Regions from separate parts of the Homo sapiens genome. Here region 1 is linked to region 2. The links are chromatin loops, found by intact Hi-C in ENCODE. Cell type or tissue: PC-9. All regions are shown on one strand. Links, peaks and the distances in the headings refer to the core of each region. The heading gives the core; the rest is flanking DNA. Region 1 has its middle 23 kb from the start of LINC01280. Region 2 has its middle 28 kb from the start of IGFBP-AS1.

Region 1 (2,911 bases), core at 165-2,664, 83 kb before region 2:
GCTATAACAAAGAAACACAGACTGGGCAGCTTAAAAGACAGAAATTTACTTTCTCACAGTTCCTGAGGCTGGAAGTCCAAGATCAAGGTGTTGGCAGGACTTTTCTCCTGAGGCTTGTCTCCTGGACTTGCAGGGGGCTCTTGCTCACTTCTTTGTCCTCACATGGTCTTTCCTCTGTGTATACACATCCCTGCTGTCTCTTCCTTTTCTTTCTTTCTTTTTTTTTTTTTTTTTTTTTTCTTGAGATGGAATCTTGCTCTGTCACCCAGGCTGGAGTGCAGTGGTGCTATCTCGGCTCACTGCAACCTCAGCCTCCTGGGTTCAAGCGATTCTCCTGCCTCAGCCTCCAGTCTCTTCCTCTTTTTATAAGGACATCAGTCCTATTGTATCAGGACCCCACCCTAGCAGCCTCATTTTAACTCACACACCTCTTTAAAGACCTTATCTCCAAATATACCTACATTCTGAGGCACTGGGGGTTGGGACTTCAACATATTACTTTCGGGGTGGTGACACAATTCAGCACATAACAGCAGGACCATGTTCCCTTGGGAGGCCCTGAGGGAAAATCAGTCCTGCTTCTTCCATACTCTGGTGACTGCTGGCATTCTTTGACTTGTGGCCACATCACTCCAATCTCTGTCTCAAGGGCCACTTTGACTCCCTCTTCTGTCTGTGTAATCTCATTCTACCTCCCTCTTACAAGGACATTTGTGATGGCATTTGGGGTTCACCAGGATAATCTTTTTATCTCAAGATCCTTAACTTAGTTATATCCGTAGAGACCTTTTTTCCAAATAAGGTAACATTTGCATGCTCCAGAAATTTGGATTTGGATATCCTTTGGGGGGGCCATTTTTCAGCCCCCCAAAACTGAGGCTCTGCAGGATGAAACAACCCACCCAATGTTATGGAGAGAACAGAGGCAGAGGCAGGTTTCCGAACACAGGGGACAGAGCTCAGTCCACGGTTCCTTCCAGTCCATGTATTAATAGCTGCACACCTTTGAAAGCAGGATGAGAGACATACTCTGCTAAGAAGGACGCCCTCACCCAGAGTTTTTCCTGCAGAGAGGAGGAGCACAGAAGCTCAGCAGAGACCGTGGGACCAGAGAATCATATTTGTGGTCAAGCAAGTTCCTAGAAGCAAGGAATGTGACGTGAGCTTCAGATCCAGAGAAACGTAATTTATCTTGGAGAATGACTCAGGTGCAAAGGGCCAAAGCTGCTGGAAGAGCACTGGGATGGTGACTCTGGGCAGGCCGCAGCTGAGTCGATGTTTACTCTCTTCAGAAATGAAGCAGTGGGCAGGGAAAAACTCACTGTGTCTCAAGCACAGAGACACTGGGAGGTAACCAGGCTCGATGAAGGTGGCCGCCTGCACAGTGGTTTGGACCCTGGTGTATATGTGTGTGTGTGTGTGTTTGTGTGTCGGGGAGGGAGGGGACAGGGCCAGGGCCAGGGATGCCGACAGGTGCTTTTCTGTTTGAGAAACATGCTTGCTACAAGCACAAGGAGCAGGTAGGATCACCAACCCACTGTAGTTTGCCGGGGACTTTCCCTGTGTAAGCACTGAAAATTCTATGTCCCAGGAAACCCCTTTTTCCTTGACAAACAGACACAGCTGGTCACTGTAGCTCCAGTACTCATTTGAATATAATGAATGCCTCAAGTCTATTTCACATGGCAAGGCCATGGCCATGGCTCTGTCGCCAAGCTGAATGGGAAGGAAAGGCAATTTGTCTTTGCAAATTGCCCCAAAACAAGCAATATAAAAAATGATGCAGCTGGGCGTGGTGGCTCACGTCTGTAATCCCAGCACTTTTGGGAGGCTGAGGCTGGCAGATCACTTTAGCTCAAGAGTTTGAGACCAGCTAGGCCAACATGGTGAAATCCCACATCTATTAAAAACACAAAAAATTAGCCCGGCATGTGCTTGTAATCCCAGCTAGCTGGGGGACTGAGGCAGGAGAATTGCTTGAATCCGGGGGGTGAAGTTTGCAGTGAGCTGAGATTGTGCCACTGCACTCCAGCCTGGCCAACAGTGAGATTCTGTCTCAAAAAAAAAAAAGACGCATTCATTATGTATGAGCTTGGCTGCCCTAACAGAGACTGCAAGTAACAGTGGCTTAGATGTAGTAGAAGGTCATTGTTCTTCCACTTAACAGCCGGGGCTTACACAAGTCAGAGTCAGCGTGGCAGCTCCATGAACAGGGTTCCCTCTGTCTGGTTGCTGAACCTTCTCTAGGGTGCTGCCCTGGTGCGCATGACCTACCACCTTCATGCTCCTCACCGTCCTCCGCCCTCTCAGCTCTCCCTCTCCACGTAAAGAGTTCCCTGTGTTACAGTTCCCCTGTGTAAGTGTCTAGAGAGCTTTCTGCTTTCCTAATTGGATGCTGACTGATACAACCTGTGACTTCAAAATGATAAGAGGTACAGAGAGAACATGGGCAGAGGAATGCCACAGACATACCCGTGGCAGACATATCTCAAGAAGTGAGACCAGAGAGAGGAGAAAGGGCATTGATGGCTTGATCTGAGACGGGAGGAACATCTTCTGGTTGTTGTTCATGAGCAGGTAGTTTGAGCTGCATGGAGCTGTAGAGTGGAGCTTGGGTGGAAGCTGATTCATGGGCTCCTGAGTGGAGGCTCCACAGATGGGAGTGGACTCGGGCAGCAGTCAGGGCTGAGCTGGGTGAGGAGGGAGGTCCTCAGCAGATTGGCTAGAGGAAGCAGGGGTGAAGCCAGGAAGGGTCAGCAAGGAGCAGGCAGTGGAGCAGTCAGAAGATCCTGCCTGAATGTTGGAAAGAGGAGGGAAGAGCAGCAGAGTCAGTAAGGAGAGGTGAGAGGCTCCTGGATGAAGAGGGAAGTCAGCAGGGGGCACCAGTGAAAGTCCCGGTTATGGGCTGACT
Region 2 (2,911 bases), core at 252-2,751:
TCAATTGAAACAAAGGGCTATGAGTGTGTCAAGGTGTGCAGGCTGAGGGACTGTGGAAGGAGGCACAGAATGTGGCCTTTCTTAGCAGAGTTCCACATCAGAGCTCACCTACATCTGCCATTCTGTTCTGCTGGCCTCTCAACTCCAGTGAATTCCAGGGGGCTTATGCACCCCGACCCCTGCCTTTGCAATGGGCCATGGGGGGAGAAAGCTCACCATTTGAGGCCCACAGTCCCTGCCCCCCTAACCTTCCTCGGTACGTGGCCCAGGGCCTGGCCTCTCCTGTCACTCCCCTCTCCTGTGGCTGGAGTCTGATCCCTTCCCACAGAGGAGGGGCTCCCTAGGGGCCTGGCCCAATCCACTACCTTCCAGACCTTCCATCTGGTGAGTGTAGGGAGGCGGAGGGATGGCGGGCCCTTTACCAGGTGTGACATAAGTGTAGCTGGAATGCAAGACAGCTTTTGGAAATGGCACAAGATGAGCTTTCTTGGAGTGCAGGAAAACCAGATCCCCAAGAATAGATGGAGCCATGCCAGGAGGGTGTGTTCTAGGCTGCACCGGGCCAAGGCCAGCACTTGGCCACAGCCCCAAAAGTATTCATTCAGCGGATCCTTGTGCATCCGTGAAACAGGCACTATTGTTAGTTACACTTTACAGATGAGGAAAAGTGTAACTAGAAGTGCCCAAACTCTCCTGCCCTGGGTCTGGGGACCCCTAACTCCAGCGTGTGGCAGCCACCCACCCCTGAGTTATACTGGCCCCGTGGATGGAAGCAGGTGAGACGCTTGGAGAGGGCCTAGAGGGCTCTGGGCACTGGATGGACCTGGAGCTTGAAGCTCAGCAGTCCCTGCATGGGGTCTGATTGTCTTTCATTCGGCGCATGCGTGCTGCAGCTGGCCCTTCCCCCTGCCCTCTGAGTTGCTGCAAAGAGCAGTCAGCCCCGGGGCTGCTGTCCCCAGGTGGAGCTGCTATCCCTGGGTGGAGCAGCCCGTGCCTGCCCTCCTGGGAAGCCTGGTGTTTCTCAACCTCGGTGAACATTTGACTCGACGGCGGCACTTAAAACAAAAACTGATGCCAGTACCTCAGCTTCAGACATTCTGATGTAACTGGTTTGCCATGGAGCCCAGGCAGGGTCTTTTTCCTTTCTTAGGTTCCATGGTGATTGTGAACCAGGGAGGGATAAGGCAAGAAAAAGGCCGGAGTCAGGACACCTGGGCTTGGATCCTTTCCCACCACTTCGTTTTCCATTGCCTGGGGCTATGCTGTCCACCTTCTCTGAGCCTGTTTTCCTCATCTGTCTATTGGGGATGTTATCAGCCTCAAATAGCAGGGTGGTATTAGTGTGAGACTAGATGTGAAGGTGCTTTGAAAACTAGGACTGTATAAAACGGGAGGGGTTACTATGGGGCCATTGTTGGGTCAGGTGTTTGCCAGACCTCACGCCCCAGGGCTGCCACCTTGTCCATTCTTTGAACTTTTCCAGAGGGCTTCTGAGGATGCCACAATCTCCTTGCCCATTTCCCCTCCATTACCCTTAGTGCTCTTGTACCCAACCCTCTGAAGAGGTAGCTTTTATGGGTGAGTGGGTGAGCAGCACCTCCGCTGTGGCTCTAGCTGCAGGAACCACACTCACTGATGTGCAGTGCAACCTAGAAACCTTTGCCGAGAGGAAGCATCATTGCATCCACGTGGGAAGATGGCTGGCTGGGCAGGGATCTTGAAGATGTCAAGCACATCTCTCACCTGGAACTAACTGTGCCTCTTTGAACGTTAAGCAAACACCGGGGCTATACTGCCACTGTGTGGCAGCATGCAGAACTGCAGCTGAGCCTACATCGGGCCCTTGGAGAGTCTGTTGCATTGAAGAGGAGTGGTCCAGAAGGAGTCAGCTGGAGACGTTGTTACCACTGGCCCTATCCCAGATCCCCTGAGTTAGAAGCTCGGGGAGGGGCCTGGGAGTCTGCATTGAAACTTGCTTCCTGTGTGGTTCTTATGGAGGACTGGTTGACTTCATTTATAGGATCCAGGGCAAAATAAAAATATGGAGTCCCTTATTCAGAAATTATTAAGAATGTCAAGACAGAAATAGCAGAACATTAAACTAAGTGTCAGCCTTGTATGACTGCATGGGTCATGCCCACGGGGCTATCCCTCTTCTTATGCTCTCTACATTTGGACAGTCACCACTGTCATCCCTGAATCTGTTTGATGTGTCTTGAATACTAACTACATAATAAGATGTGGTGGTTAAAAGCGTAACCATGGAGGTGAGGTAGTCTTTGAACAGAATCAGACTCTTGAGTTATGTGCCTTTGGACATATTTCTAACCTCTGTGAATCTCATTTACTTCCTCTTTAAATATTGGGATAGTTTCTATCTTAAAAGACTTGCTTTGAGAATATAAAATCATTTCTGTCACACGGTAAGTGCTGCCTAAATGTAGCTCTCGGCCTTGCATGGTGGCTTACGCCTGTAATCCTGGCACTTTGGGAGGCCAAGGCGGGTGGATCAACCGAGGTCAGGAGTTCAAGACCAGCCTGGCCAACGTGGTGAAACCCCGTCTCTACTAAAAAATACAAAAATTAGCCGGACTCGGTGGCGGGTGCCTGTAATCCCAGCTACTTGGGAGGCTGAGGCAGGAGAATCACTTGAACCTGGGAGGTGGAGGTTGCAGTGAGCTGAGATTGCACGAGCCTGGGCAACAGAGTGAGACTCCGTCATAAAAAAAAGAAAAAAAAAATAGCTCTCACTATATCCCAGGCTCGGTATTAGGATGTCAGGCTATGAAGATGATGAAGATGAAGAAGATTACAGCCTTTGTCCTGAAGGGCTGAGATTCTTGTGGAAGGAAACAGCCCCGACACCCAAAGATGGCCCTCCATGGATGGCGGTACCCCTCCAGTAGGGGAT

What was found. Hi-C counts contacts between places; a loop is a spot of excess contacts. Peaks named below come from ENCODE experiments on the same cell type or tissue, not always from the same donor. Only the 100,000 strongest peaks of a DNase experiment are listed, where the experiment ranks them.
Region 1: a loop joins it to region 2, with 4 times the contacts of the local background. A loop is called at or near these places in 12 of 110 quality-filtered maps.

The regions. Positions count from the first base shown.
Region 1 is chr2:216,582,156-216,585,066 of GRCh38, forward strand. No RefSeq gene overlaps it. Among named protein-coding and RNA genes, the nearest start is that of LINC01280, 23 kb to the right of the region's middle. In PC-9, for the core only: no CTCF peak of the experiment used is centred there; a DNase peak (open chromatin) is centred at 1,156; H3K27ac peaks cover 604 bases.
Region 2 is chr2:216,664,995-216,667,905 of GRCh38, forward strand. No RefSeq gene overlaps it. Among named protein-coding and RNA genes, the nearest start is that of IGFBP-AS1, 28 kb to the right of the region's middle. In PC-9, for the core only: CTCF peaks have their summits at 1,814 and 2,013; DNase peaks (open chromatin) are centred at 477, 937 and 1,797; H3K27ac peaks cover 662 bases.